Regions from separate parts of the Homo sapiens genome. Here region 1 is linked to region 2. The links are chromatin loops, found by intact Hi-C in ENCODE. Cell type or tissue: endothelial cell of umbilical vein. All regions are shown on one strand. Links, peaks and the distances in the headings refer to the core of each region. The heading gives the core; the rest is flanking DNA.

What was found. Hi-C counts contacts between places; a loop is a spot of excess contacts. Peaks named below come from ENCODE experiments on the same cell type or tissue, not always from the same donor. Only the 100,000 strongest peaks of a DNase experiment are listed, where the experiment ranks them.
Region 1: it touches region 2 in a loop (3-fold over the local background); 2 of 110 quality-filtered maps call a loop at or near these places.

The regions. Positions count from the first base shown.
Region 1 is chr3:7,374,034-7,390,464 of GRCh38, reverse strand. The region is part of intron 4 of GRM7 (glutamate metabotropic receptor 7); the gene reads right to left. Among named protein-coding and RNA genes, the nearest start is that of GRM7-AS1, 150 kb to the left of the region's middle. In endothelial cell of umbilical vein, for the core only: no CTCF peak of the experiment used is centred there; DNase peaks (open chromatin) are centred at 7,634 and 7,984; H3K27ac peaks cover 871 bases.
Region 2 is chr3:7,536,732-7,553,162 of GRCh38, reverse strand. The region is part of intron 7 of GRM7 (glutamate metabotropic receptor 7); the gene reads right to left. Among named protein-coding and RNA genes, the nearest start is that of GRM7-AS1, 9.7 kb to the right of the region's middle. In endothelial cell of umbilical vein, for the core only: a CTCF peak has its summit at 6,722 (motif pointing right); DNase peaks (open chromatin) are centred at 6,732 and 9,642.

The DNA.
Region 1 (16,431 bases), core at 3,513-11,512, 160 kb after region 2:
AATGAGAAAAGAAACAACTTAGAAACAATATGTGAGGATATAATTTAAGAAAACTTCTCCAATCTTGCTATAGAAGTCAACATGCAGATATAAAATATCCAGAGAACCCCTGTGAGATACAAGACAATCAACCCCAAGGCACATAATGATCAAACTATCCAAGGTCAACACACAAAAAAACCTTAAAGCAGCTGGAGAAAATGGTCATGTTACCTATAAACATAAACCCATCAGAATAACGGTGGACTTCTCAGCAGAAACCTTACAATCCAGAAGAGATTGGGGGCGCATTTTTAGCATTCTTAAAGAAAAAAATGCCAGCTGAGAATTTAATATCCCACCAAATTAAGCTTCATAAATGAAGGAGAAATAAAATATTTCCCAGACAAGCAATCACTAGGGGAATTAATCACCACCAGACCCATCCAACAAGAGATGCTTAAGAAACTTATAAACATGAAAATGTAAAAACAGTACTAGCTACATGCAGGCACATAGCCCATGGAAGCCAACTGCACAAGCAATCAATACTGAAAAGTAACCACATGATCAATGCTATGAAACAAGTACTAACAACACCATGACAAGAACAAAGCCTCACATATCAATATTAACTTTGAATGCAAACAATCAAAACACTCCCCTTAAAAATAGAGTGGCAAATTGGATTAAAAAAAAAACAAGATTCATGCCCCTTCAAGACATCCATCTCACATATAATGACACTCATAGACTCAGAGTAAAGGGATGAAGATTTATCATGCAAATATAAAACAAAAACAGTAGGGGTTGTGATTCTTTTATCATATAAAATAGACTTTAAACCAATAACAGAAAAAAAGGACAAAGAAGGGTATTATAATAAACTCTGTAATTCAACAAGAAGACTTAACTATCCAAAATGTACACACATCCAACATTGGAGCACCTGGACTTATAAAACAATTATGTTTATACCTAAGAAAAGACTTCCATAGCCACAAAATAAGAGTGGGAAACTTCAACACACCCATCAAAGCATTAGACAAATAATCAAAGCAGAGAACTAACAAATTCTAAATTTCTCACTTGACCAATTGAACCTAATAAATACCTACAGAATATTCCACCCAACAACCAGAATATAACTTCTCATCTGCACATAAAACATATTCTAATATTTACCATTTTCTCAGTCATAAAGCAATTCTCAATAAGTTCAAAAAATCAAAATCCCATCAAGCATCTTTTCAGACCACAATGCAATAAATACCAAAATCAATACCAAGAGGAACTCTCAAAACCACACAAATTCATAGAAACTAAATAGCTTGCTATTGAATGACTTATGGGTAAACAAGGAAATTAAGGCAGAGATAAAAATTGTTTAAGACAAATGAAAATAGAAACACAACACACTGAAACCTCTGGTATGTGGCAAAAGTGGCATTAAGAGGAAAGTTTACAGCACTAAAAGCCTACATTAAGAATATAGAAATATCTCAAACTGACAACCTAAATTCACATTTAAAGGAACTGGAAAAATAGAACAAACTAATCCCAAAGCTAGCAAAAGAAAAGAAATAACTACCATCAGAAGAGAACTAAATGGAATTGTGACCATACAAAGGATCAATAAAATGAAAAATTGCTTCTTTAAAAGTATAAACAAGATTGATAGCCTGATTAACAAAGAAAAAAGAATACTCAAAAAGCACACAAAGAAATATAAAAGGTCTTCAGAGACTACTATGAACATCTCTATGTACACAAAGAAAATCTAAAGGAAATAGATAAATATCTAGAAACACACAACCTCTTAAAATTGAACCAGGAATAAACAGAAATCCCGAACAGATCAACGAGTAATAAAATTGAAGCAGTACTAAAAAATCTATGAACCAAAAAAAGCCTTGGACCAGACAGATTCATAGCCAAATTCTATGAGATGTCCATAGAAGAATTGGTACCATCCCTACTGAAAATAATCCAAAAAATTGAGAAGGAGAGACTTCTCCCTAACTCATTTTACAAAACTAGTGTCATTCTGATACCAAAATTTGGCAAGAAAACAACAAAAAGTTAAACTACAGGCCAATGTCACTGATGAACATAAACCCAAAAATCCTTAACAAAATACTAGCAAACTGAACCCAGCAGCACATCCGGAAGTCCCAGCCAGAGTGATCAGGCAAGAGAAAGAAACAAAAGGCATCCAAGTAGGAAAAGGAGGAAGTCAAACTCTTTCTCTTCACTGATGATATGATTCTATGCCTAGAAAACCCTTAAGACTGTGCCAAAAGGCTCTTAGACCTGATAAATGACTTCAGTAATCTCTCAGAATACAATATCAACATACAAAAAGTAGTAGAATTTCTATCCACCAATAACATTCAAGCTGAGAAAGACATCAAGAACACAATTCCATTTATAATGGCCACGAAAACAATAAGATACCTAGGAATATATCTAAGAAAGGAGATAAAAGATCTATATGAGGAAAACTATAAAACACTGCTTAAGGAAATCATAGATGACACAAACAAATGGAAAATCATTCCATGCTCATAGGTTGTAAGAATCAATATTGTTAAAATCTCCTAACTGCCCAAAGCAATCTACAAATTTACCATAGTTCCTACCAATTTATCAACATCATTTTTCACAGAATTAGGAAAAAAACTATCCTAAAATTCATATAAAACCAAAAAAGAGCCTGAATAGCCACGGCAATCCTAAGCAAAAAGAATAAAGCTGTAGGCATCACATTAACTGGCTTCAAGTTATCCTACAAGGCTACAGTAACCAAAACAGCATGGTACTGGTACAAAAATAAACACTTAGACCAATGGAACAGAATACAGACCCCCGAAATAAAGCTGCACACCTACAACTAATTGATCTTTGACAAAGTCAGCAAATAAACAATAGAGAAAATATATCCTAGTCAATTAATGGTACAAGGGAAAGTGAATAACCAAATGTAGCAGAATGAAACTTGATCCCTATCTCTCACCATCACAAAAATTAACTCAAGATGAATTAAAGACTTAAAAGTAAGACTTAAATCTATAAAAATCTAAGAGAGTAACCTAGGGAAAACTCTTCTAGGCATTGGCCTAGGCCAAGAATTCATGATGAAAACCCCAAAAGGAAATGGAACAAAATTTAAAAATAGACAAATGGGACTTAATTAAACTAAAGAGCTTCTGCCCCACAAAAGAAACTATCAACAGAGTAAACAGGCAACCTATAAAATGGGAGAAAATATTTGGAAACTATGCATCGAACAGAGGACTAATATCCAGAATGTATGAGGAACTTAAATAAATCAACAAGAAAAAAACAAATAACCATTAAATGGTGACCTTTAAAAAGAAGTCAAAGGACTTCTTTTGAGAAATGTCTGTTTCTCAAAGGAAGACATAAACATGGCCAATAAACTTATAAAAAATGCTCAAAATCAGTAATCATTAGATAAATGCAAATAAAAACCACAATGAAATACAATCTCACACCCATCAGAATGACTTTTATTGAAAAATCAAAACATAACAGATGTTAGCGAGGTTGCAGAGAAAAGGGAACACTTACGCACCATTGGTGAGAATGTAAATTAGCTCAGCCACTGTGGAAAGTAGCTTGAAAATCTCAAAGGACAAGAAACAGAATTACCATTTGACCAAATAGTCCCAATTACTGGGTGTATGCCCAAAGGAAAATAAATCGTTCAACCCAAAAGACACCCGCACTTGAATGTTTATCACAGCATTATTAACAATAGCAGGGTCATGCAATCTGTATAGGTTCCCATTAATGGTGAATTGGATGATGTGGTACATATACACCATGGAATACTATGTAGCCATAAAGAAGAATGAAATCATGTCCTTTGCAGTAACATGAATGCAGTTGGAGGCCAGTATCCTAAGCGAATTAATACAGAAACAGAAAACCAAATACCACATATTCTCACTTATAAGTGGGAGCTAAACATTGGGTAAACATGAACAGAAAGATGAGAACAATAGACACTGGAGATTCCAAAAGCGGGGAGGATGGAAATGGGACAAGGGTTGAACATCTAACTATTGGCTACTATGCATGCTACTTTGGCGACAGGTACATTAGAAGCCCAAACCTAAGCATCACGTAATATACCCATGCAACAAACCTGCAAAGGAACTCCCGAATCTAAAATTTTTTAAAAACATTAAAAAAGAACTTTAAAAATTGAAAATTACATACAATTTAGTTGCTGGTATAATTAATAAGTTTTTAAAAGCATCCATGTAACAAACATCTAGATCAAAAAAATAGATTTCTACACAAGAGCTATCCCCTTTACCATCAAATTCCTGCCTCAATCATTATTTTGGCTTGCATGGTAATCAGCTCCATGTTTTGTTTTGTTTTGTTTTTTCCTTTATACTTTAAGCCCATTGTATACATTGCTAAACAGTATAGTACATTTGTTGACTTAGTGTAAATGCAATCAGACTGTATGCACGTTTTGCTTTGCATCTCTTGGTCAACACTTTGTTTCAGTATGAAGCATCATTCCTATGAATGCATTCCATTAGAATTCATTCATTGTCATTGCTGGTAGTTTTCAAGATACGAATATACCACAATATCTTTAACCATTCTGTCACTGATGAAATATTAGGTTACTGTTAATATTTGGCTTCTGCCAACAAGAATGCTAAGAATGTCTTTATTCATGTCTTGCAATGCATTTGTGTACACATGGAAGAGTATTCTCAAAATATGTTAAAGTTACTACTTATTTTTCTATATTCCACTTTGCCAAGTACATATAATTTAATTTATACAAGTTAAATCTATTGCTTTGATACTTCTGTATTTAAAAATCCACATAGAGGGGCCGGGTGCAGTGGCTCACACCTGTAATCCCAGCACTTTCGGAGGCCGAGGTGCGTGGATCACGAGGTCAGGAGATCGAGACCATCCTGCATAACATGGTGAAACCCTGTCTCTACTAGCAATACAAAAAATTAGCTGGGTGTGGTGGTGAGCGCCTGTAATCCCAGCTACTCAAGAGGCTGAGGCAGGAGAATGGCGTGAACCGAGGAGGCAGAGCTTGCAGTGAGCCAAGATCACGCCACTGCACTCCAGCCTGTGCGACAGAGCGAGACTCTGTCTTAAAAAAAAAAAAAAAAAAAAAAAAAAAAATCCATATAGAAATAAGATTCCACAAATAAGTGCTTTTTTATCAATATGTCTAAAATACTCCTTTAAATAAATATAAATTATATTAAGAGAAATAAGTCACATTCTATATTGTCAAATATAATGACTTAATCTCCCGGAAATGCATTTTCCCTTATTTTGATGAGAAAGGCTTATCAAGTTATTGTTCGCACATTTTAAAAGGAGGCTTTAATTTCTTTCTTTAGCCCTAAGGGAAAATGTGAACACTGGATATTATTTGGAGTTTTTCACATGAAATATGTTTCATTTAAAGGCAGTTTACAAAGGAAAGTAAAATTGTTATCTTTTTTCCAGTATTACATCTATTGTTTAAAATGTATTTGTAAGATATTTGATCTCCATAGCACATTTCTTAAGTTTCTGTCACTTTTTGGAGGAAAGAGAGAGGGGAAGTGTGGCCAGTTTTTTTGATCAGGCAAAGCTGATAGATGCCCTTGTAAAAGCTCCCCAATCTCTCTGTAGCCAGGTAGAGCTAAACTGATTTGTGACTGTGTGTACACCTGCTGTATTCGACTTGATAGCCACCAGCCCCGTGTGGCTGTTGAACAACTGAAACGTGTCTTGATCAACTTAAGGTGCTCTAAATGTAGAAGACATCCAAGATTTTGAAGACTTAGTATGAAAAAAAGAATGTAAAGTATCTCATTCATAATGTTATTTGATTATATGTTGAGATGATATTTGGGATACATTGGGTTAAATAAAATATATTATAAACTTAATTTCACCTATTTATTTTTACCTTTTTAAAATATGGCTACTAGAAAATACTAATTTGTATGTATTATTGGATTATATTTCTATTGGACAGCATTGGCACAAACTTCAACAATTAAAAGATTCCAAATGTTGGTGGATGTTTTTTCAATTATCCAAATATTTAATTTATATTACTCCAAAAATTGATACAAATGTATTATTCGGCCAGGTGCAGTACCTCATGCCTGTAATCCCAGCACTTTGGGGGGTCAAGGTGGGCAGGTCACCAGAGGTCAGGAGTTTGAGACCAGCCTGGCTGACATGGCGAAACCCTGTCTCTACTAAAAATGTAAAAATTAGCCAGGCACAGTGGCGTGTGCCTACTGTCCCAGCTACTCAGGAGGCTGAGGCACGAGAATCGCTTGAACCCGGGAGGTGGAGGTTGTGGTGAGCCAAAATTGCGCCACTGCACTCCAGCCTGGCCAAGAGAGTGGGACTCTGTCTCCTAAATAAAGAAATAAATACATGTATTATTTATTTTTGGCCTAAAATGTCATTAAAATTTCATTTTACCCTTAGAGTAGGGTCCAGATGACTTAGATGGCTTGTTTCTACCTAGTGAGAATTTTAAATATACTTAGGTTAAAAAGGTAAACTCCACGAAGCTGAAGAGGGACAAGGAAAATTATAGTTCTACGTAAAAAAGTAAACATTAACGTTAATTAAAATAACTTTAGATAGATTTCATATACCCCAGGGTGGTATGGATCAATTTTTATATATTTCCTTGGCTTAATATTTGAATGACTTGAATGCAGATGTTTCTGTTTTTATATCCTTGCCTTCCAGTGTAGCAGGGAAAGCCAGAAGATTAGTTTAAGTGGACTGTTGCGGGGGTGGAATCTATGACATTTCCTTTGAAGGGCCTCTTAATGGTGTATCTCAATGTTATATACTAAAGTTTGTTAGTCTTTAGGGCATCTTATCTGATAGGTAAATATTACTCTGTAATAATTCAATAGAGAAGTATGTATATAAACAGAACTGATTTTGTGTCATTTTTTGGCATGGCTATGTATACAAGGTATTATTTCCTAATAACATGAAACTGCTCTACAAGTTTCATTTTTAAATATCTGTTTGGATCACAAAGCTTAATTTCTATCCCTCCATAAACCATCTTTATGTCCATCCCCACTTTCATTATCTCCTTTCAGATACCACAGTTCTATAAACCTAAAAGCCAGAAACAAAGATGAAACACAGGTACCCACTCAATAGTCTGAGCACTTCTTAGGTGTAAGAAACTGCAACAGCAATTGTAGGGATCCAGATATTTATTGTATCTAAATTAAACATCTTAAATCATTTTCCATGAGAACCTATGAAAAAGAAGAGAATACGATATTTCCTGCAGGATCAATGTCTTGACACCCAACAGCTTCACTCTGAAATTTGGATGTGGGGGCTAGAGTGTGGATCTGGGTTGTAAGGATATTCAGGATCACTCGCTAAGGAGCACGAGAAAAATCAATACAAACACATGGCCCACTTGGTACGGTTGAAAAAAATCTCAATTTCCTCTCCTTGAAGTCACAGTCTGTGGATAGCAAGGGTACAGCCTCCAGTGTATTAAGCAAAGTATGTGTGAAATGAGATGTAAATGATCTGTTCCAAAGTCCAGAGCCTACTGAGATTGTGCAATGTAGTTTGGCATTCAGACTCATTAATTTCTGCCATCTCCAAGGTCTGCTTCCTTAATATAACTAAGAGGGCAGTTTGCCCAACTTTCTTCAAATGTTGTTTTAGGTTACCCATATCTCAACTAATTAAACAAGATATATAAACACACTATCAGACTACTTTATTTTTTTCCTTTCAATCCTTACTCTTCCTATGTATTCTATTGTTTTCCCTTTTTATTCAACAAGCTTTTATGAAGTGTCTTCAGTGTTCCAGTTATTATTCAGAGTGAACTCAAACATGAGGGAACAAAACATGAACATTTATGCCTTGCAGAGTTTACATTCCCATAATGAGTCAGAAATGGGTTTTGTTACTTGCTGTAATAAAACTCTGATGGTTTGAGGAGCATTCCCAGTAAATTTCAGGAATAAAGCCAAGATACACACCATCGCAGCCCTGTTCTGCACAATGATGAAGAGCTTCTCTATCAAAACAAAAGAAGAAAAAGTAACAAGAGACATGGAATAGAAATGAAGATACAAAATCTTCATGCTTCCCATTTAATAGGCCTATATACATGGAAAATCTCTGATAATCTAAAGGCAATCAAAGCTCATAAGATTACCTGATAATTATCATCAACTTGGTACAGAAATAAACAGCTTTCACTCATAGTAAGAAGACTCTAAATCCACCAAAAGATCCAATAAAAAAGCCATAAGGTAAGCAGAATTTTTTTTAGAGACAGAGAGAAAAGAAGGATCATTATAAAGAATTTCATAAAATATTATTGATGAATGGCTGTTGGTTTTTTTTATCTGGTACAGCATTTGATAGTGACTTAACTCATTTTGGGTCATGGACTTTAAATAAAACAAACATGATTTTTATGTAACCCATGGGTCATCATCCTAGAAATAAATGCACACACATAAAACACTGTGGTGTGTGAGAGTGTTTGCCTAACACATGAAGGCCACTTACCCTGAGCTAGGTAACCTTAAATGTGCCTTCAACTCAGAAATGATTGATTCTCCCATTATTATCACTTTAAGATCACATTGATAGGATATAATCAAAACCAAAATAATAAATGTTTAAATTAATGAGATCCTACAATTTTCAAGGCACTCTGCTAAGCACGTTATTTACATTATCACATTTAATGTTCACAACAAACCAATAGTGTAGTCACTATTATTATTCCCACTGTATAGATGAGGAAATGGAGGCTCATAGAGGTCAACTAATCCCATACTTCAATACGGTCAGGCGGCTCTTTGGATATACATCTTTTCATAGAACCAACTGATGTATCATATTTTGCTTTTTTCTAGAAAACTTAGTTTATATTTATATACACCTTAGTATAAATGTTTAATGCTTGCCTCCCCAATGATCCATAAACCCCAAGAATAGAGACCTTGATGAGTTTCATTCACCAATGTAACCCCCATTACCTGCACATGATATAGGACTTAATTATCACTCAATAAATACTGGCAGAATATATTAATGAGTAGGGAAAAGAATGAATGAATAATGAATAAACTGTGCAAAATTGTGTAGCTTTTGAGTAGAAAAGCCTGGATTTTTGTCCAGATTTGCATGCCTTCAGAGCCCCACATAATGTAAATGAAGTTATACAACAAATAAAAAGAATAAAAATATTTTAAAATAGAGTTGAACATCAAAAAAAAACTAACTAAATAATAGCATAAAGTCAAGGAAGTAGATGATACTCAAATGTACTTGAGAAAGGTAGTACTGGCTTTGAGCCCTCTACTGACGAAACTAAGAGAAGAATGATAAATTTCTTCTGCTTCCAAATTTGACTTCCTCCACCCCATAATGCCTCTCTTATCATAATTCCTTATTTTTGCTTGACTTATGACTTCAAAACACACGGTCTTCCTTTTATAGTCTCCATTTTAATAGAAATTTTTCAGAGACTTGGATGTTACAATGAAAAACACCAGTTTCTCCAGGGTTATATACTGGAAGGAATATGTAAACAGAGGAGCAGAAATTGATTTGGCTAAGCAGTTCTAATGGGGTTTAGGGAATTCTTTTCTCAGTGCTGAACCTTCATGACCTGGCAGAGTGCAGAGGACACATTCCTTGAGTTTTAACTTTGCTACCTTCAGGATAGTTAGAATGTTCAAAATTGGGCAGGTCTTAAAAGGCTGTATTTTACCACCTGGTAGGCTAGGAGGGCCTGGAGCCCTCATCACCTCCTTCTTGCTCACCTTGCTTCAGTTTCTGATAGCCAAACAGTTAATTCATTGATTTCCAAAGAAGCTGTTTAGACTGCTAATATGTGCTCAATCTCAAGCCAAAGAATAAGGTTGAGAGAGAATAAATGTGTACAGAATCAACCAATGATGCACTCATTCACTCTCCCTCAGGAAATGCAACATTTCAACTCTAGTTGAAATATTGTGGTGACACAATAGATTGGTGTCACAAAATATCTTATGAACAGAAAGCAAATTTTGGTCCTCTGAACTAAATATGATGCGCAGAGGATAACTTCTGTGTTTTCTTATTGTTCTAAATTAATCTCATTGCCTTAATAACACAGATATTCCAAAATGGAATGTTAAAACTACTTGAGGGCATGGCCAAACTAGGTCACTCAAACCATTTTATTCATTCATGAAAGACACACTCAAGACTTCTCTGAACAATTCTTTATTTCTCCTGAAATGTCACCAGCATTTTTTTTTCTAGCAACTAAATATGGACCTCCCATATTTCAAGCCAAGCCAAGCCATTCTACAACTGCCTATTGTTCCAGTGCTTTCAATAGTTTTGAAATATCATTTCGAAATGGAGTAGAACCAACAAAAACACATCCAAGTTACCTTGCTACAGGGTTATCTGTCAGAGGAAAATAAAGGTAGTAAGAAGGTTTGGAGAATTGGAGACCCAGGGTGATGATGAAGGGAAGGCGGCAGAGTTTGAGATGACCCTGAGGAAGCAGGTAAGGAAGAATAATCAGCTTCACCCTCTGTGGGAATACTGCACCCTGGGCAACTAAAAATACAGATGGCAAGAAGGAGCCAAGCAAGGATGTAGGACAACATCATATTCCTACAAACAGAAGGAACATATGTAAAACATGTTCCCAAAAGTGGTTGGTTTTATATTTAAAATATCCACTAAGGGTATATTTTTTCCCCTGAAAATTAACATACTTGCATTCTTTATAGATTTATAAAAACATTTGTCAATTTTACACCAAAAAGATAAGAAAAAATATATAGGGAAAACCAAACATTCTCATGATTTCATAATTTTTAAGAAATTAAAGAATACAGATTTTACTAATAAAGGTTTAGGAAGAAATGAGGTGTTATTGTTAGCATACTAAGGCTCAGGATATTTAGTTTGGTAAGTCTTAGGCAAGTCATTAAACATCTCTGATCTTTAGAGGTGGTTATGATGTCGCTTGTAAAATTCACAGAAGAGTCTGGGCATGGTGGCTCGCACCTGTAATCCTAGCACTTTGGGAGGCCTAGGCGGTTGAAGTGCCTGTGCTCAGGAGTTTGAGACCAGCATGGGCAAGCTGGGCAACCTGGGCAACATGGTGAAACCCAGTCTCTACTAAAATACAAAAAAAATTAGCTTGGCATGGCCGTAGGTGCCTATAGTTACAGCTACTTGGGAGACTAAGGCAGGAGAATTGCTTGAACCTGAGAGGCAGAGGTTGCAGTGAGCCAACATCACGCCACTGCACTCCAGCCCGAGCAACAGAGCGAGACTCCATCTTCAAAAAAAGTAAAAATAAAAATTAATAAAATGCCCAGAAGACGCCTGGCACTTAATATGTGTTATTTAAAGCTGACGTTATAAAGGTATTTTCTAGCCACTCAAGGAAATTTGATAATGGGCTGGATAGTGTTTCTGTTAGATGTGATAATGGCATTGCAGTCATGCATTGCATGACATTGTTGATTCTTGGAGAAGCTGACTGAAACATGTGAGGGAGAAAAAGTAGGATGTCTGGGATTCTCTTTCAAACGCTTAAAGAAAATTTTAAAAGATAGATGAATCAAATGTGGCAAAATCCTGATAAGTGTTGAAAGCAGGTATTGTAGACATGGGGGTCTTCATAATAAAAATCAGAAGTTTAGATATTAATGTATATATTTTAAGATTTTATTATATTAATATCTAATGTTAGTTAATACAATATTATCCAAACACACAACTGGTTTTTAAAAGTCTCTAAAATATAACCTCTCTTGTCACAAAAAGTATTCTAACATAACATGAATTTTCTCATGGCATTTTGTATAAAGAGAAGTTCAAGAAGAGGCCGTCTTAGTAGTTGCTCCATCTGAATGACAGAGTAGTCCCTTAACTCCCAAGACTGTTGTAATACTTAGGACTTCTTTCTTTCAAGTGGTAGAAAATCTGACCCAGTTTAGCTTATGCAAGTAGAAAAATATTACTTCATATTAGTATACATATCTAGATGTCCAATTATTTTCAGGCTTGGTAGATTCTAGACACAAAATATCTTAAAACATCAGTGTTTCTTTATTTTTCATCTCTGCCTTTTTCTTTCAAATTTCAGACTCAGACCTCATGTGGTACCAAAATCAAGGTAGCCATTCCAGCCCCTACAACTTCTTCTTTGAGGACTAGAAGCTAAGAATATTTTTCTCTAGAAATCTAGGAGTGTATTGTCTCTTCCCGGGCTGTGCAGCCATCCCACACCGAGTCACCAAGAGGCTGTGTGGAGTGGCTTAGCTTTGAAGTCATATAATTTTGTCTAGAAATGAGATTAGAGTCAGCTCCAATAAAACTACATGAATTGGGATGGGGTCAGGGAGACTTCCTAGCGGGGGACAGATGTTGGTGACTACATTCTGGGAAATGAAAGGCACAGAAGTTCCATGTGACTGAGAACCACCGTGTCAGCTTCCACAGATACATGGAAAGATCAGGGATCTTTTTGCAAAGGCTTTTTAGCACTGATTAGTTAACTAAGTGGTAACCTCCAATAACTTTAAGACTAAATACATGATTTTTATGTTCTATGAACACTAGTATTCAGTATTTTGAACTCATATAATTTCCCATTATGTAAATATTTTTATGTTCTTTCCAAGTTGCTGCTTGAAGAATTGGTGTCTTTTACTAATAGATTTAGTTCATGTCTTGCAGGGACTAGAAGCCCAACAATCCCTGCAGGAGACAGCACAAAGATATCAACATCTGAGGTCACCTTAATGGTTTTTCAACCTTAACACATTATGATTTTAATGTTTCTTTCTAACACTCCACAGGGTGCTTTGTGAATATCAGTTTCTTATTTCTCTCCCCTTTCTTCTTCCTTCCCACCTCCATCACCACCACTCTCATCACTGATATCCCGTAAGCACCCACTATTGATTCCAGACGCTGTCTTAAGCAGTTTAGAAGAACAATGCTCTCACTTAATTCTAACATTTTACAAAAGAGAAGATTCAGTTTCAGATAAACAAAATAGTGTGCCCACACTTACAGAGTAGCATGTTGACAAGTCTCAGAGTTACCCTTAGTTCAGGCAAGTGTCACACAGGCTGTGCTCAACACCCCTGTGGTCACACTTCCACTCTACACATTTGACTTGAATTTATGGTGGAAAAAAAATATTAGGAACCCAGCCAATAAATCTCAATATGTTCTCCCCTCCTGACCATGCAGATTGAACAGTATTACATTTAGGTCAGTGAAATCTGTGCAATGAGTTTGCCAAAGAAAAATAAGTAGTTAGTGCATCTGACATCTTCATGTTTTTCAATAATTGATTTTTTTCTTACTTTCTTCTAAAGTGTATTTGGGTCTACTTTGTCTCCAGCAGTGGTTCTCAACTGAAAGTGATTTCGTCCCCCAGGGGACGTTTGGCATTGTCTAGTGACATTTTTGGTTGTCACAAATGGGGAGGTGGTACTACTGTAGATGCACTGGTAGGCAGAGGCATGGGATGCTGCCAAATATCCCATATTGTACAGAAAAACCCTCTTTGTCCCCTTACCCAGCAAAGAATTCTCCCGCTCCTAATGGCAGTAGTTCTGCCTCAGAACAGAGGTCAGCAATTTTCTTTTCTGTAAAGAGCCACATAGTAAATATTTTAGGCATTACAAGCCACACGGTCTCTTGTACAATATTGTAGGGCAAAAGTAGCCATAAGCAATACATAAGCAAAAGAGCATGGTTCAATAAAACTTATTGACATACACATGCATTCAGGGCAGCGGGTCACATGCATCCTGAGAGCTGCACATTGCAAAATTCTGGTCTAGAGTGCCCCTGAAGCTGCTTAACCTCAACCCACAGATTGTTGAAGGCTCCATATATGTGTTCTCAGGAAGACTTATATTTTGTGGTAAATAACCAGGTAGTCTCTACGGAGCAGGTCTCCTAGCTTGTTCCTCACCTGTTTTCCTTAAGGAACTCAAAGGTATTTTGCATAGGTGTGGGGTAGGTGCATAGCATTCACGAGGAGAACAGCTCGGTGTGAGGATTATAGCATCTATAAGAGTGGACAGTCAGCAGAGTACTTGCAGCCACAGAGCAGAAACTAGCAAGTGAGAATACAGAGAGGAGAGGCAACATCCAGTTTGAAATGAAGATGTCTGGCCCACATGGTGAGAAACATGCAGTCAGCGAGAACCATGGGTGTAAGAACACTGCTTGTCATAAAGTTGGTCAGCATGATGCAGACACTAAGTCAGCAGAAAAATTTAATTAAAACATCGCCACTTTATATCTCGGGAGTACTTTGCCATTTTGAAAATGCTTTCACCTACATGATTTCATGGTATACCTGGGACAATATCATCTACTCAATAAGGCTCTCTGAGCTGTAACTCATAGTCACTTGGGTTATAAAGCAAGTGAAATATATGCTTTCCTCTCAGGGAGATGTTGGTCTAGTAGGGAACGCAGATATAAGGAAGAAGAAAAGCCCAACATCAGCATGTGTTCAGTAAAAGAGCTGCACCTGGGAGAGGCTGGAGACTCACTCTGGTTTGGGAATTAGGCTAAAGGAAGTCATAGGCAAGGACATTTTTCTGAGGTTATTTTGCTTGAGTGAGTGCTAAAATAGAGGAGGATGAACCTAGAATTAGGGGCAAGGGTGTAGTTTTGCAGGGAGGGGCATATGAAGAATTAATCAATCCAGAGATTGGGGTTGGATGGAGGTGGAGCAAAAGAGAAAAGTGCAGGCACAGGAACAGCAAAGCCCATGGAGGTGAGAAAGAGCAGGGCATGGGCATGTGATAGGGGAATGACATGAAGTCTGGGGAAGCCCAAGAGTAAATTCAGAGAAGGAAACATATGTAAAGAAGGGGGCCGGGCACGGTGGCTCACGCCTGTAATCCCAGCACTTTGGGAGGCTGATGTGGGTGGATCACAAGGTCAGGAGTTCGAGACCAGCCTGGCCAATATGGTAAAACCCCATCTCTACTAAAAAATACAAAAATTAGCGGGGCATGGAAGCGCACGCCTGTAGTCCCAGCCACTCAGGAGGCTGAGGCAGGAGAATAGCTTGAACCTGGGAGGCAGAGGTTGCGGTGAGCCGAGATCATACTACTGCACTTTGGCCTGGGTGACCAGAGTGAGACTCCATCTCAAAAAAAAAAAAAAAAAAAAAGGGGATGTTTAAATGAGAGCCAGTTTATGGTTTGGCCTTGGTTACCATTCTGAGCAGTATGGACTTGATTGTTTAGTGATAGAGAATATGGAAATCACATTTCAAATTCAAGTCATGATGCACAGTTCATATTTGAGAAGAGTGAAGGCAAGGAGATCTGCTAGGAAGCTGATGTATCATCCACCTGAAAAATGAGGCAGTCACTGTGGGTGAAGAAAAGGAAATAAACTAAAGAAACACTTAGGAGGTCACAGTTTCAGAGTTTGGCAACATCCTAAAATAGGCAGGGCAGGAATTATAATCTCCATTTTACAAATGAGGTCACAAACTCAGAAAGCTGAAATCATTAGTTCACTATCTCACTTAAGGAAGCTTAGGTTTACTCCAAATTCTCTATGTCATGCTCATTAAAATAGCTCATACCGGCTGGGCATGGTGGCTCAAGCCTGTAATCCCAGCACTTTGGGAGGCCGAGGCAGGCGGATCACCTGAGGTTAGGAGTTCGAGACCACCCTGGCCAACATGGTGAAACCCTGTCTCTACTAAAAATACAAAAAAAAAAAAAAAAAATGGCCAGGTATGGTGGCGGGCACCTGTAATCCTAGCTACTTGGGAGACTGAGGCAGAAGAATCGCTTGAACCCTGGAGGCAGAGGTTGCAGTGAGCCGAGATCGCACCATTGCACTCCAGCCTGGGCAACAAGAATGAAACTCCATCTCAAAATAATAATAATAATAATGATAATAAATAGCTCACATCTGTAATCCCAGTGCTCTGGGAGGCTGAGGTGGGATGATTGCTAGAGGCCAGGAGTTCTAGACCAGCCTGGGCAACAAAGCGAGGTGTGGCCTCAATAAAAATATTAATATTAGCCAGGGATGGTACATGGGCCTGTAGATCTAGCTAGAGTAGAGACTGAGGTGGGAAAATCGCTTGAACAGCATAAAACATATATAATAAAAAATATATATGTACATATATATATGTTTAACTAATAGTCATAGAGTATCTATAAGTGCTGGACCTTGAGAAAGCCTGTTTCACTCATGTTATATCTTACTAATATTTCATGCAAGTAAGTTTTGTTACTTGGACTTTGTTTTGTGTGGAAACTGAGGCACAGAGACTTGTCTAACAAAGCTAAGATCCCAGCGATCATAATGGGAGAGGTTGGATTTCCA
Region 2 (16,431 bases), core at 3,221-11,220:
TGTCCTAGAGATCTGTGAAATTTTGCACTTGAGAGAGATGACTTAGAGTATCCGGAAGAAGAAATTTATAAGCAGCAAAGCATTCAAGACGTGACTTGGGTGCGCTTCAAAGCATTTGGTTCTATGCATTCAAGAGATGGTTTGGAATTGGAACTTATGTTTAAAAGGGAAGTAGAGCATAAAAGTTTGAAAAATTTGCAGCCTGATTACAAGGAAAGAGAAACCCATTTTCTGAGGAGAAATTCAAGGCAGCTGCAGAAATTTGCATAAGTAACTAGAAGCCAAATGTAAATCACCAAGACAATGTGGAAAATGTTTCCAGGGCGTGTCAGAGGTCTTCACAGCAACTTCTCCCATCACTGGCCCAGAGGCCTAAGAGGAAAAATGGTTTTCTGGGCTAGGCCCCGGGCCTCGCTGCTTTGCACAGTCTCAGGACTTGGTGCCCTGCATCCCAGCTGTGACTAAAAGGGTCCAATGTACAACTCACACTGCTGCTTCAGAGGGTGCAAGCCCCAAGCCTTGGCAGCTTCCACATGATGTTGGGCCTGCGGGTGCATGGTAGTCAAGAACTGAGGTTTGGGATCCTCCATCTAGATTTCAGAGGATATATGGAAACACCTGGAAGTCCAGGCAGAAGTTTGCTATAGGAGTGGAGCCCTCATGAATGACCTCTGCTAGGGCAGTGCAGAAGAGAAATGTGGGGTTAGAGCCCCCACACAGAGTCCCCATTGTGGCACTGCCCAGTGGAGCTGTGAGAAGAGGATCGCTGTCTTCCAGAGCCCAGAATGGTAGATCAACCAACAGTTTGCATTGTGTGCCTGGAAAAGCCACAGACACTCAACACCAGCCGATGAAAGCAACCAGGAGTGGGGCTGTACCCTACAAAGCTACAGGGGTGGAGCTGCCCAAGACTGTGAGAACCAACTTCTTGCATCAGTGTGACCTGAATGTGAGACATGGAGTCAAAAGAGATCATTCTGGAGCTTTAAGATTTGACTGCCTGGCTGGATTTCAGACTTACATGGGGCCTGTAGCCCCTTCATTTTGGCAAAAGGTTTCAAGGGAGAGATCAGGTGGAGTTAATTGAATTATGGGAGTGGTTTCTCCCATGCTGTTCTCATGATAGTGGGCAAGTTCTCATGAGATGTGATGGTTTTATAAGGGGCTCTTCCCCACTTCACTCAGCACTTCTCTTTCCTGCCACCTTGTGAAGAAGATGCCTTGCTTCCTCTTTGCCATTTGACAGTATTGTAAGTCTCCTGAAGCCTCCCCAGCCTTGCTCAGTGAGTCAATTAAACTTCTTTCCTTAATAAATTACCCAGTCTCAGGGAGTTCTTTATAGCAGTAAGAAAATGGACTAATACACGAGCCTACCATGTACCAGGCACTGTGATAATATCATTCACATTTATACTTTTATTGACTTCCCAGGCAATCCTCTGACCCAGGAAAAAATAAGAAAAATTGATATTTATAGCTCTCATTTATTGTGCAACTATTATGGACTAGGCAGAAGCATTGTCATATGTGCTTTATATATAAAAATATATATAATTTTATATATTAATATGTTATATTTATTACAACAAATATATGAAGTAAATGTCAAGAATTGTAAAGGATCTGGGATTTTACCCTACTTGTACACTAACAAGTTAGCTTGCACAGTCTCATGAATGTTGGAAGAAGACACAAGACTCCTAGGTCAGAGACAAAGGACAGTCTACTACTCACAGGAATAGCAATAGCCAGTCACATCATTTGTCTTGGTTTCCAAAGTCTCAATTCCCACAGGGTGTGAAAAAGGTCCAGATGCATGCTGTACAACCTGTAGGTTGTTTTACACGTGAAAAACCCTGAGTTTAGGAAACCTCATTATTTTATAAGGGGTCTGTATGCAAAACTCTTCAATTTTTAATGTGGGCATTATTTTTATTATCCTGAGCAGAAAACAAATTTTCCTCTGCCCCTTAAGGAGAAACTTGCCTCTATTTTCCACAGTGTGTGCTATATAAATATTCTTGGAAAGATGGAGTTTTGAAACAAAAGCTGAATTTATTATTCATAAGACATGCAGAAATTTGAAAAATTGATGGAGTATTTTTCATATTTTATAAATGTGATAACAAAGCTAAGAATCACTAAGTAATTTACCTAGTTAACTAACCCATAGGAAGATGAATGGGGATTCTAACCCTGATATTTCTAACTCTAAAACCCACATTAATATCCACTGTGAAATACTGCTTCCACATTTTATTGAGTAGGAGAGTGGGGCTTAGAGAAATTAAAGATTAAGTCAATTGAGACTGAAGGAGCATGTAAGCAAGGGAGCTGGGATTTGAGTACGCACCATCCAACTACAGATCTGGTAGTCTTGCCACACACCACAGCTATAGACCAAACACCAGCGTACCTGAGTTTGCTGGGTGATCCAGGGCATTTCAGAAAAAGCATACACAGCAAAGAAAGGTCTGGAGAAAGCAGGAAGCCCAGTTGGCTCATGTGAGGTGAGGAGGCCTCAGTGTGGTGGAAGGAGAAAATACACACACACACACACACACACACACACACACACACACACAGAGAGAGAGAGAGAGAGAGAGAGAGAGAGAAGAAAAGGGAGAAGAAAAAAAGGAAGAAGAAGAATAAGAAGGAAGAGGAGGAGAGAAAGGAAAGGAAGGAAAGAAAGGAGAGAGGGAGAGAAAGGAAGAAAGGAAGAAAGGAAGGGAGGGAGGGAGGGAGGGAGAGAGAGAGAAAAGAAAGAAAGCAAGCAAAAGGAAGAGAGAGAAAGGAAGGAAGGAGGGAGGGAGAAGGGAGGAGGGAAGGTGAAAGGGAGGAAGACAGGAAGGGAGGGAGGAGGGAGAGGAAGAAGAGGAGGGGGAGGAGGGGGTTGGGAGAGGAGGAGGAGGAGAGAAAGTGGCTAGAAATGAGTTTGGAAGTTGCTTTCTACCTTTTAGGTTTTTTTTTGGCCTCTGGGCAGTTACCCAATTCTTAAAAAATGGAAAAGCTCTCTGCACTTACATGGACAGCACTTAAATCCATTACTAAGTGGGGGTGGGGGAGCCAAGCTAAAGGACAATAACTATATTACACTATACTTTATGTAAAGAGGGGGAGGATGATGGTGGTAAAAATCCAAATTTTATTTACTTGGATATGCAAAAAGAAACTGGAAGGATATATAAAAAGAGCAGCAGTGATACTGGTGGTGTGGGTATCAGAAAGAGGACAGATGTGTTCATTTCATAGCTTTCTATACCTTCTGGTTTTTTGGACCATTTGAATACATTTCCTTTGAAATTAAATTCATAAAACACAAGCATTACAGATGCATATCTTTTCTACAAGGTCAATTTTCAGAATTGGGAAAGTTTGTCTTCTCGTATTTTCACAAGCGATTTCAAAATCTTCTGGCCTCACTGTCACTTGTGAAAACAGACCTGATTTTGCCTTTAGAAAATAGAGCATGGACTCTGGCTAGTTGCTGGATTTTCTTTTTCAGCATCTTGCCTATTTTGAAAAAGATACGGGGAGAAGTTTTTTCTTCCCATGTGGTTTTCTAGGTAACTTTTGGGAAAATCTTCCAAGTCGTAACCTATTGATGTCTTTCCTGATAATAGTTAAGGTGCTTCAGTTGCACTCATCTCTTCTCCCTCTCCCCACATACAGGCTCAGAGGTATAGTGGTAAATGTTTACAACCAGTTATCTGACAGAAAACACAAAAATAAAAACACCTTGATTTGCAGCATTTCTTGATTTCCATACTATAAACACTATGATTGATTTTAAGGTGCCTATGTGATATTATGAGGCAATGTAGCATACAATTATACAGTATTTCCACCATACAGACCCAACAGATACAAATAAACTCAGATGAAAAGAAAGCAGTAAAATGTAGTGAAATAATTAGGAAGTGATGAGTTTTAAGTATTTATTGCTTTTGCTTTTAATTTAATGTATTGAATGTAAGTTTGTATTATTTAATTTTAATAATGGTTGTTTTTATAAACTGACTCATAACATTTGTAAAATTCTAATAGTTAGCTCTCTCATAGGCTGGCATGTGATGGTAAGAGATAGGTCCAGCCTACTACTGCCAGATCCAAATCTCTCCTCAAGGATACATACTCTCTCTCTCTACTCTACTTACCAAGAAAACTTTGGGAAAACTGAGTAAGACACCCCAGACAGGTACAGTGAATAATAACCACCACCATGCATTGAGTCCTGCAGAGTTCTAGGCTCTGTGAAAAGTGTCCTGATTTTATTTAATCTTTGCATTCACTTTGAAAAGCTTCAAATATTAGTTCCACCACAAAATGCAGAGAGTGAGGCTCAAAGTTCTTAGAAAAGGGGCACACCCAGAACTGCAACCAAAGCCATACACTTGCCTCTTCCTGAATGCCCACACACTAGTGCTTCAAAATGGCTGTAGGAGATGATTTACATTGAGTTAGATAAATGGGAGGTAGTCCTAGGGGATCACAATTGGAAGAAGAACCAAAAACATCTTTAGATGGTGTAACAGATGGCTCTGCTTCCCACCCTCCCCAGAAAACACATTTTTCCTATTTCTAGAAGAGGCATTTTGCCTGAGATTTTCCATTAAAATATAGTCTGGATTTTCCCTCACAAATATTTCTTTCAGACATTGTCTTAGTCTGTTTGTGTTGCTATAGAGAAACACCTGAGGCTGGGAAATTTATAAAGAGGTTTATTTAGCCCATCATTCTGTAGGCTATACCAGAAGCAGGGCACTAGCACCTGCTTGGCTTCTGGTGAAGGCCTCAGGCTGCTTCCACTCAGGGCAGAAGGCAAAGCGGAGCTGGAGTGTGGAGAGGTCCCATGGTAAGAGAGGGAGCAAGAGAGAGACTTAGGAGGTGCCAGGTTTTTCTTAACAACCAGCTCTCATGGGACCTAATAGAGCTGACATTCACTCATTACCTAGAGGATGGCACGAAGACATTCATGAGGAACCTTCACCTATGACCCAAATGCTTCCCATTAGGCCTCACTTCCAGTGTCTGGGATCAAATTTCAACATCATATTTGGAGGAGACAAACATCCAAACTACAGCAGTTATACTCTTGGGTGCCAGCAGTGTTGGCCAACTGTTCAAGATCCAAACTTGTCCTTGCCTGCCTTGTCTTCTTTCCCCATTCATGGCCACCACTCTGCCTTTTTTGGGCTTCATTTCAGAATCCATAGTCAGTCCTCTCTCTGTTCCAAACAAGTTCTTCTGGAAAGGATCTCCAGTTAGTGAAATGATTCACTTGCTGTTGAGTCCACTGTATTTTAAATATCCAAAGGAATGACACTTCTTATGATGATAGATTAGGGGAGAATTTATTCTTTTATCTGTTTCTTTGCTTTCGTTATTTTGCTTGGCTATTTTTTCCTTTTGTACATGGGAGAGTCAGATGGGTAAAAGGATCATTTTATAGGCCACCATTATCCAAATTTTGCTACATACTGGAATTATCTGGGGATCTTTAAAAATTACTGATATCTGGCACACACCCTGACCTGGACTTTCTGATTTAATTGATAAGGTGTTGGACCTGGGCAATAGGATTTTTTTGGAAGCACCATAGCACATTCTTACGTGCCCCAAAGTTTAGCACTCTTCTAGCTATTAATAATTCACTCTTGGCCTTGCGGTGGCCCACGCCTGTAATCCCAGCACTTTGGGAGGCCGAGGCGGGCAGATCACGAGGTCAGGAGATCGAGACCATCCTGGCTAACACAGTGAAACCCCATCTCTACTAAAAATACAAAAAATTAGCCAGGCGTGGCGGCGGGCGCCTGTAGTCCCAGCTACTTGGGAGGCTGAGGCAGGAGAATGGCGTGAACCCGGGGGGTGGAGCTTGCAGTGAGGCGAGATTACGCCACTGCACTCCAGCCTGGGCGACAGAGTGAGACTCCGTCTCAAAAAAAAAAAAAAAAAAAAAAAAAAAAAAGAATTCACTCTCTGGGGGCTGTGCTGAGAAAGGCCACTGTGCCGGGGCTTTCTCATGGATCTGGCATAGGACGGGTTCATTAGTTAACACTTCAATTAATTGAATTTTCATGGAGCCCTCCCGTCCTAGTTTAGGCCTTGGGGGTTCTGTAGGATTCAGATTGCGTTCTGATTTAGTTTCCCAAGGCCTCCCTGCTTCAAAACAAAAGAAAACAAGCATCCCACCTCCCAAAAAAGAGCTGTTTACTAAATAGAGTATAACTCAACTGGCAAACAAGAATGCTTTTTCAATGGCTTATTAAGTTACTCTAACATCGGCATTTACATGCAGATAATTAATGGACCAATTACAAATTATTTGGTTTTGTTCATTAAAGCAGAACCACGATTTATTAAAGCAGGAACCAAAACAAATGCTCTTATTGTGCAAATGCTACATAGTTGTTACAGAAAAACTAGAATATGGAAACTCAGCTTGTCTGTAAGAAAAAAAAAAACTCTAGGCTTTTCTGTATCCATTCAGTGGAAAATATGACTAATTCAAAGTCAGTGTTAATTTATGAATTTAAAAACTCTTGGGAGGAATTTACATCTGCTGCATATTCTCTTGGGCAAGCCAAGGTCAGGAGAAGGCTTTGTTTTTCACTTGCTTCTCTGTAGGGCATAGCAGCCTTGACGCTGTGTTACCTGCTTCTCCTACGGCAAGTTATCTTGTTTCTGGACTGCTGAGAAGTATGAATATGAAGACTTGAATTATTCAACACAAGGTGGCTCCATTGGGTAAGTTCGGCCAGAGACTTCCTGAAACTAGCACAATTGTTTTCCTTAGTAGTCCCCATCCTACTGCCATGGTCAGGTGTCCGTAACAGAAGTCCCTGAGGGAGGGATAGATGGATGGCTATGCAATGAAGCAAATCTAGCAAAATGTTAGGCATAGAATGCAGATGGTGACTCTAGGAGCATTGACTCTACCATTCTTTCCAACTTTTCTGTGTATCTGAAAATTTTTATGATGAAATATGAGAGGATAGGGGAGTGTCCTCATTTTACCGTTTTCTGAATTTAGACTCCTTGCATATGAATTAAAAGTAATGGACACTTTTAGTATGGTTTTAATAAATTTGGGCTGAGTTAATGATAATAATAACTAATTAGTAATAACTGATAAATAATGAACCAGGCACTACACTAAGTAATTTATATACTGTATTTAATACTCACATCAAACCTGAGAAGTAAGTACTATTATTAGGAAGAAATTGAGGCTCAGAGAAGAAAATTGACTAGCCTGAGTGTCTGATTTTCAAAAGGTTAAGTTTGTTGGCCTCATTATTCTTTCTTTTAATTGTGCCTCTAGAAAAATACACAAATTTTAAGTGTATAGCTTGTGAATTATTACAAAGTGAGCACACCCATATAATCAGCACACAGATCAGGAAATAGAACCTTTCCAGACCCTCAAAATTGCCTTCTTCTTTCTCTCAATCACTACCCTCCTTGCCCCAAGTCATCTCCTTGGCTGAATTCTACCTCCATATATTCAATTTGCTAGACCTCATTCTTCTCGTGTTCACATTCCTGAGGCAAAGCTCTCTTTTTGCAAAGTAATAGGATTCTTATCACAAAGACTTTCTGGTTAAAAAACAAGCTGAATAAGCCACTACTGCATTGTGCAAGGTTGCTTTCTCTTTTGCCTACAGAGGGCTTTCAGGTAGCAGAACAAAATCACTGTAATGAGACAGAAATGGTGCCTGTGAGCAAAGGTATCATGTCTCCTTCGCTAGTGGGGCAAGCACTAGACTCTTGGAATTGTTCCGATCAAGGATGAGTTAAACCCTACATTTTAATTCTTCCTTTCATTTATTCATTCATTAAATACTTAACGTAGTACAGAGTACACAGAGTATCAGGCATTGGCCTGTGCACTCAGTGTGTCGACAGTTAGGTTAGAGATAAAAAGAGGAAAATAAATCTCTGAAATAATTTTGATCAATGCTACTGAAAGGTTTTGACAAGTTTCAGAAGTGGAAGCAAATATATATTTTCTACTTGCTCTGTAGCAGGAATAAGACTAAGCAATTTTTTTACATGACTCTGTTAATCCTCAATCCATCAATTGATTCACTCAGTCACCCATCCAATAAATACCACTGCATTTCTTATGTGCCATGTGCTAAGGATACTGTTCAAACAAGATACATATTTCCTGTTGACATATAACTTGCAGTATTAAGCATGCATTTTTTAACAAGGAGTGATAATGCCCCTAAGGGGGCAAAAATTGATTTTAGAGGTTCGAAAATTTTTAGAACTTACAATGCTTTATGCCCTTCCAAGGAATCACATTGCAGAAATTGATATACAAATTGATATCTGTGGTATTTAAATCATAAGGAGAGGGGAGAACAATTAGAGAAAAAAGTGTCAAAAATACTTAAGGGGCAGTATTGAAAAAAAGTAAAGAAATACTTGTCTAAGGAGGAAAGAGACAACATAAAAATAGCATGATTATTAGACTCAAAGAGGTACAGTAACCAATGAAAACAGGTAGCTGTGAGTCCTGTATAAGTCGAGACTTGGGAGTGATCTTAGTTTGCCACCTGAAGGGATTCTTGGAATATCAGCAACTTTGATTTACAGATGGGACATAGGGCTTAGCCAGGCTGGGAACTACCCAGGATCTCCCATCCAGTAAGTCAGAGGCAAATCTGACTTCAAACCCAGGGCCCTGCAGGTTGGGTGCTACTTTACCTCCTCCTAATTTATAATCCCGGTGCTTTGCGAGGCTGAGGAGGGAGGATGACTTGAAGCCAGGAATTTGAGACTAGATAACATAGCAAGACCTCATCTCTCAAGAAATTTAAAAATTAGCCAGGCATGGTGGTGCACACCATAGTTCCAATTACTCAAGAGGCTAAGGCAGGAGCTTCCCTTGAGCCCCGGAGTTCGAGTCTGCAGTGAGCTACCTGCCACTGCATTCCACTTGGGTGACAGAGTGAGACCCTGTCTCTTAAGAAAAAAGTAAAAATAAAATAAACCCAGGGCTCTTTCCACATGATTTACGCCTAAGCGTGAGCATGCTCTCTTTTCTTAGAAGCAGTAGTACTGGGGTCCTATCTCATTTGTCTTCTCTGGGTACCAAACAATGAACTAGGTCCCTCCTGGCTTGAAATCAATCAAGAGCTTTATGTCTAGATTTCCTGACATAATTGTGGAACTTATACAACTGCCTTTTAATAGTGAAAAGCTCTGATTAAGGAAAATCTATTTTTCTTGCCCAGGGAGTACGCTCAGACTCAGCTTTTACTGGGTCAGTATAAGCCCGGGGATGAAACTGTGCCTCTCATTTAAAGGTAACTCAAGTGCAGCACCATCCCCAGACTTGTACTTTGTTTTCTGTCCCTTGAGGCAAGCGCTCACCATGGCTACAGGTTTTCATGTTGATTTATTGCTTTGGAAAGGTCTATCTATAGAATTCTCTCCTCCTATTAAATTCTGACAAAATCTTCCTTCACAACTTCTTGCTAAGTTTTACTCCATAAAATCAGAAGTATGGATCTTTCCCAGTTCATGGACTGCCGTCTTTTCACTTCAAGGATGTGAACTATTATCTGAAAGGGGCAGGTTTCCAGGCCTGCAGCCTGGTGGCAGAATTGCTGCCAAAGCAATTAGCTGAATGCGTGGCTGGAAAGTGAAAACGTGGCCTCAGGATGATGCTGTCCTCCAGGTTTTCAGAGCAGGCACAGAAGCTGCATAAGACAGGATTGGTCCTTTGGGAACTTCCTGGCCAGCCCATCTTATATCTTTGCTTTCTGATACATTGCCAAATATTCCCCTCATTGTCATCTCCACCACCACTTGTGCCCTGGCTACTTCACCTCCTCCTAATTTACTGAGCCAAATTGGTACTGTGATGAACCCTGTTTGACAGACAATGTAATCGAGACTTAGAAGAGTCAAGTACCTTGCAGTAGGCACACAGTAAGTGGTAAAATTTAGTGCTGTCTCCTATTAACCTCTCGGCTCTAAACCAGTTATTGTAAAACTGACTCCCTAATAGGGATGTATGTTTCAGATAGGACACACCATAATTGCTTCTGGCTTATTCATTCATTCATTTGTTCATTCATTCGTCCATTCAAATAAAAACTTCTTGTGATAAGCACTATGTGACAAGCACTGTGCTGCAATTGTGGGGAACCAGAGAGTCAGGATACCAGCCCTTCATAGAGTTTATGTTTGAGGGTATGGCGAGGGTGGGAGGATGGAGAGCAGAAAGTACGCAAGTCGATAATGAAATATTTACAAACAAATTTATAATTTATTTATAACTAAAAATTGCTACGCATGGGCTGGGTGCAGTGGCTCACGCCTGTAATCCCAGAATTTTGGGAGGCCGAGGCAGGCAGATCACGAGGTCAGAAGATCAAGACCATCCTGGCCAACGTGGTGAAAACCTGTCTCTACTAAAAATACAAAAATTGGCCTGGCGTGGTGGCATGTGCCTGTAGTCCCAGCTATTTGGGAGGCTGAGGCAGGAGATTCGCTTGAACCCGGGAGGTGAAGTTTGCAGTGAGCCAAGATTGTGTGACTGCACTCCAGTCTGGCGACAGAGTGAGACTCTGTCAAAAAAAAAAAAAAAAATTGCTATGCATGAAACTCAGGGAATTAAAAAGAAAAAGAATGAAAAAGTAGAATAAAGACATGCTTAAGAAAGGGTGGAATAGAAAACACATCTCAGAGGAGGTGAAATCTTAAATTAAGACCCAAAGACAGAGAGGGAGCAGGCTATAGGAAGTCCATGGAAGTGCATTATTCCAGGCTGAGAGCAGCAGGTTTAAAGACCATGTGGTAGAAACTAACAAGGCTGCTTCAGAAACTGAGAGAAGATCAGGACAATGATGGAGCGGGGAGAAAAGCACTGGATCATAGACAGCTGAGAAGGTCTTGAGAGGTATTTGTTATGGGTTGAATTGTGTCCTGCAAAAAGACATGTTGAATTACTTACTCCCAGTACTTCAGAATGTGACTTTATTTGGAAATAGGGTATTTGCAGGAGTAATGCAGTTACAATGAGGTCATACTTCATTAGGGTAGGTTCTAATGCAATATGACTAGTGTCCTCATAAAAAGAGAAAATAGAGACAAAGAGACAGACACACAGGGAGAACGCCATAAGATGCTGGAGGCAGAGGGTGCCAGGATGCAGCTGTGAGCCAGAGAATGCCAAGGATTTTCAGCCACCCCAAAAGCTAGGAAGAGGCAAGGAAGATTTCTACCGTGAGTTTCTGATAGAGTATGGCAATGCTCTTGATTTGGGACTTCTAGCCTTGAGAATTGTGAAATAATACATGTATATGCTTTAAGCCCCTCCAATTTGTGGTACTGTGTGACAACAGCCCCAGGAAACTATTGCAGCCTTGAAGACACCAGTAAGAAATGCAGATTTCATTCTAAGTGATTGAAGGCAAGCCAAGGCAGCCAAGGGAACACTGGAGATTTGTAGTAGCTGAGATCGTCGATTGGATTAAGGTTGTCACAATACAAATGGAGAGAAAGGGCCAGTTAGGTTTTTTATGTTGGAGCCAGTTTTCTACAGAAGACAGTGGAAAACACATGTAAACTACCACTAACCCACTCACAGTCACTTTGGGTAAGTTCTTAAAACTGAAGCTTAGATTTTCTCTGTAAACTGTGAATCATACAGAGTTGCTGTAAAAATTTACTTAGTGCCTGGTACATAATTCACATCTAATAAAAATGAGCCATTCTTGCAAATATTACTACTATTTTAATCTCACTCCCACCAAAATCTAACAAAGCGTGGTATAAAATACGGCCCCAAAATCATGCCCCGAGTTGAATTTAGTATAAGTTTGGCTCCAAATTTCTATTCTTCTTACTTAAAAAAAAGTTTGAATAATATGTAATTTCTGGTATTTGACTATTTTGACTAAGAAAAATAGCATTTTTACATGGTTTCACCTAATGCCATATTACATCTGCATGCAAAAAAAAGTACACTATGAAATGAAGCATGATAAAGGTTGATCTCTAGCATATTTACACTTAATTTAAGAACCTGAATATTGCCAAACTCCTGACTTTTCCTGGCCCCCATATCACTGTAATCACCAACCCTTGGTTTTATTTTAAATATACATACTTTTTACATACAAACATATCTGTGAATTTGTTTCCAAGCTTTATTAACATATTGAATAATCTATATGTACTTCTTCAACTTGCTTTTTCTTCTAATGAATATTATGTTTTAAAGATTCATCTATGCCCTTGCCTATACCTATCATTCTTTCCTTTTTACTGCTGTGTATTATTCCAGTGTCTGAATATACTGCAAATTTGTAATGATCCATTCTTCTGCCAATGGATATCACTTGCTGGATGAATTAAATAATTTCTCAGGGAGTCTATTTTGTCTTCTTTACATATCTTTTTGTAATTGATATATAAATCACATACATCAAATCTGCCATTTTAAAAGATGTAAGTCAGTGGCTTAAAGTATTTCCAAAGTTATGCACCATCACTACTATCTAATTTTAGAACATTTCATCACTGCAAAGAAAACCCCATATTCATTAGCAGTCACTTCCCATTCTCATTTCACCTTAGTCCTGCCAACCACTAATCTACTGTCTTTATGGATTTGCCTATTTGGACATTTTATATGAATGAATTCATATATGTTTTTTGGGTATCTAGCTACTTTCACTTAGCATAATGTTTTCAAGTATAATTCCTACTGAAGCATGCATTATTGGATCATTCCTTTTTTACCATCAAGTATTTCATTGAATGAATATGCTACATTTTACTTCTTCACTCATCAGTTGATGAACAACTGGGTAATTTCCACTCTTTGGCTATTATAAATAATGGTGCTGTGAACATTTATGTCCAAGTCTTGTGTGGACATATGCTTTCAATTCTCTTGGGTAGATACCTAAGAATGGAGTTGCTGGGTCATCTGGTTATCCCATTTTTAACATTTTGAAAAAATATAAAACTGTTTCCTAAAGCAACCGTTCAATGTGGCATTCCCACAGTGACATATGTGAATTATGATTTCTCCACATTCTTGTCAATACTTGTTATAGTCTGTCTTTTGATTAAAAACATGATCTTATTTTTATAATGGAATTATAATAAAATCTATTTTGCAAAGTTATTAAAAGGAACATTTAATATAATAGAAATAAAAGTACTTTCTAAATTACTGGTTAGCCTTGTTATTACTGATGAAGTCAAGGAAAGTCCATACAGAGAGTATTTCTTTAGTGTGCCACAGACATACACACAATATTTTAATGATTCAGTAATACAAGACACCTTTGAAATTCAATTCAGTGCCAATATCATTTACAATTCCCATGAACTCTTGAAGTTAAAAGAACCCTAGTGTTTAAAGACTTTAACTCCTCCTTCTGCATTTCAGTGGTCTGCTTTTCCCAGGTTGTCTGTGATGAGTGAGAGACTTTTTTTTTTTTTTTTTTTTTTGAGACAGAGTCTTGCTCTGTCGCCCAGGCTGGAGTGCAGTGGCGCGATCTCAACTCACTGCAACCTCCACCTCCCAGGTTCAAGCAATTCCCTGCCTCAGCTTCCTGAGTAGCTGGGATTACAGGCACCTGCCACCATGCCTGGATAATTTTTGTATTTTTAGTAGAGACGGGGTTTCACCATCTTTTGCCAGGCTAGTCTTGAACTCCGGACCTCATGATCCACCCACCTCGGCCTCCCAAAGTGCTGGGATTACAGGCGTGAGCCACCACACCTGGCTGAGAGATTGGTTTTAAAGAAAGCACGGAGAACTTCAGCAAAATGTTTAGAAGAACTTCCTGATCGTCAGGTGAAAAGCACATCTTTTTCATGGAATTACGCACGCTGTTCTCGTGACATTTTTTAAGAAACTCATAAAGCCTTGCCAGAGGCTGGGGAATAAATGCTAGGATGAGGGTTTGGTGGAGAGTGGTATAGCCCACCCAGCTATTGTAGTCTCACAGTTCTCTTCTGATCTGGGTACGATAAATCACCTCAAGAGACATGGTCTATTACCTTTGGGTATTTAGAATCCCAGATCTCATCTATAAGAATCAATCATCTGAAAGTTAATTTTAGAGGTCCATGAAGAGGAACCAAATTTTGCATCATTTGGCAAAGGGACAGTTAATTTTGGTGTGGGGCTGCTGAGAGTTCCTCTCAGAAACATAAATGCACAGTGCAGTAAGAATTTGGATTTTCTCTTACTAGTTGCAGTCCAGCACGAAATCACATCCTCTCTACCAAGTCCCTATTCTGATAACCTGCTTAATAACATAAGTTTATCTGGCATCTGTTCACTTGATTTTAACAAAAACAGAAATAACAAGATCCATGATAGGTTGCACCTGCGAAACAGCCAATATGCCTTCTGAATCTTCAAAAACCGATTAAACTGTGTTTAGTTGTACATGCTTTTTATCATTTTTTTTTGGTGGCTGTGGTACAGCATATTGCTATAATACTCAGACAACTTGCAGGCACTCAGTGATGTTTACTGATTTGAATACAATTTTACTAATATTTTAAAACTGCCAACATCTCTATAAGCTTTCACCAAAAAAGACTTCTGATTACATTAAACCTTGATGTTTTTCATCCTTGTGAAAAGAGAGAGTTTTGCTGATGCAGATTCCCTGGCCTGGTATGGTTGTTTGTAGCCCAGGAGCAGGAACAGCTAAAGCAGGCCATAGACAAAGTCATGAGTATCAAAATACAGTAACGGGCCGAACATTGTGGCTCATGCCCGTAATCCCAGCACTTTGGGAGGCTGAGGCGTGCAGATCACCTGAGGTCTGGAGTTTGAGACCAGGCTGGCCAACATGGTGAAACTCCATCTCTACTAAAAAAATACAAAAATTAGCTGGGCGTGGTTGCGCACTCTTGTAATCCCAGCTTCTCAGGAGGCTGAGGCAGGAGAATCACTTGAATCTGGGAGGTAGAGGTTGCAGTGAGCTGAAATTGTGTCATTGCACTCCAGCCTGGGCAACAAAACTGAAACTTCGTCTCAAAAAATAATAATAAAAATAAAATAAAATGCAGTAACAACCTAGGCAGAAACTCCTGGTTAATCATGGAATCAGCATAAACAAGTAGATGATAAGCTCAAACCAGTTAAATTTTGGATACTGCTGCTGAGAGCATTCCTTCCAAATACTATTTTCATCTTGCCCAGACTATTCTGGTGGGGAGCGGGGAAACAAAACATAACTCAGCTGAAGCTCTATTTTTTGCTATGTTGACTCAGACTGTAGACCATATTGGCCTACATCAGTAGTTCTTACAATTTAGTGGGCCTATTAGTCAAAAGCGATAGACTTTCTCATCTGAAGATATACATCTGCATGCCTAGTTGAATAATCTACACTAAAACACTCAGTTCCTGGGTCACCTTCCCTGCCAGCCTGAGTTCCAAAGGAGAGTAAGCTTATGCATTCCATCTTTGTAGAATAGGCCCTCCTAACCCAGTGCCTGCACAGATTCTAAGTATTTTATGGAACTGACCTAAAGTCTAATCAATGTAGCAATTGTTTTGGTAAACACAACATGAAAAATAAGTGCCTGTGGACCTTTACATTGAGACTGGGATAGTAGTTAAGCCTAGTCATTTGCCTTATTGATTGACTAGTGGATAGATTTATTTTCGGAAGATTTTCTATCAAGTTCCTTGAATCTGCTATGGTAGACACCCCTGTCTATCTCAAGCCACACAATCAGACACACTAAGATTCTAAAACAGCTTCTTAATAGAACCAAAGATTCATTGTCCCTTTGCTAAAGTAGCCCTTTTGGGTTAGCCTGAGCTGAGAGTTGAGAACCGTAGTTTTAGTTAAGAGGGTAGATACCTTGAAAAGTCAATCCATCAATAAATAAATAAAAGGGAGGAAAGAAGAAGAGATTAAAATCAGGAAGTGAAGAAGAAGAGTGGGCCAAAAGAGGAGAGAGAACCCAAGCTTAGAGGTGTGTATAATCATGCTCAAGTTTACACAGCTGGCCTGGTGCTCTGTCCTCACACACTCCTCCAGACATCACCTGCAGCTCTGAAGAGCCATTCTGGTGTGTGCTGTAAACTTCTTTCCTCAAGCATCTGTGCCCCTTTCCTGATGATTTTCTCTGGCCACAGGAGCTTGTCTTGCCCATGGAAGCAACATTTCAGAAATGTTGGAAAGTTAACACCATGTATGAGTTATCTATTATTCCATAAAAATTACCCCAAGTGTTGTAACTTAACAAATATTTATTATTATCTCACACTATTTATGAGGGTGAGAAATCTGGGAGAAACATAGTCAAATGATTCTATCTCAAATTCTCTCATGAGACTGCACCTTGAAGGGCTGGTCACAGCTACAGTCACATGAATGTTGAATTGGGGCTGAAGGATCCACTTCCAAGATCACTGAC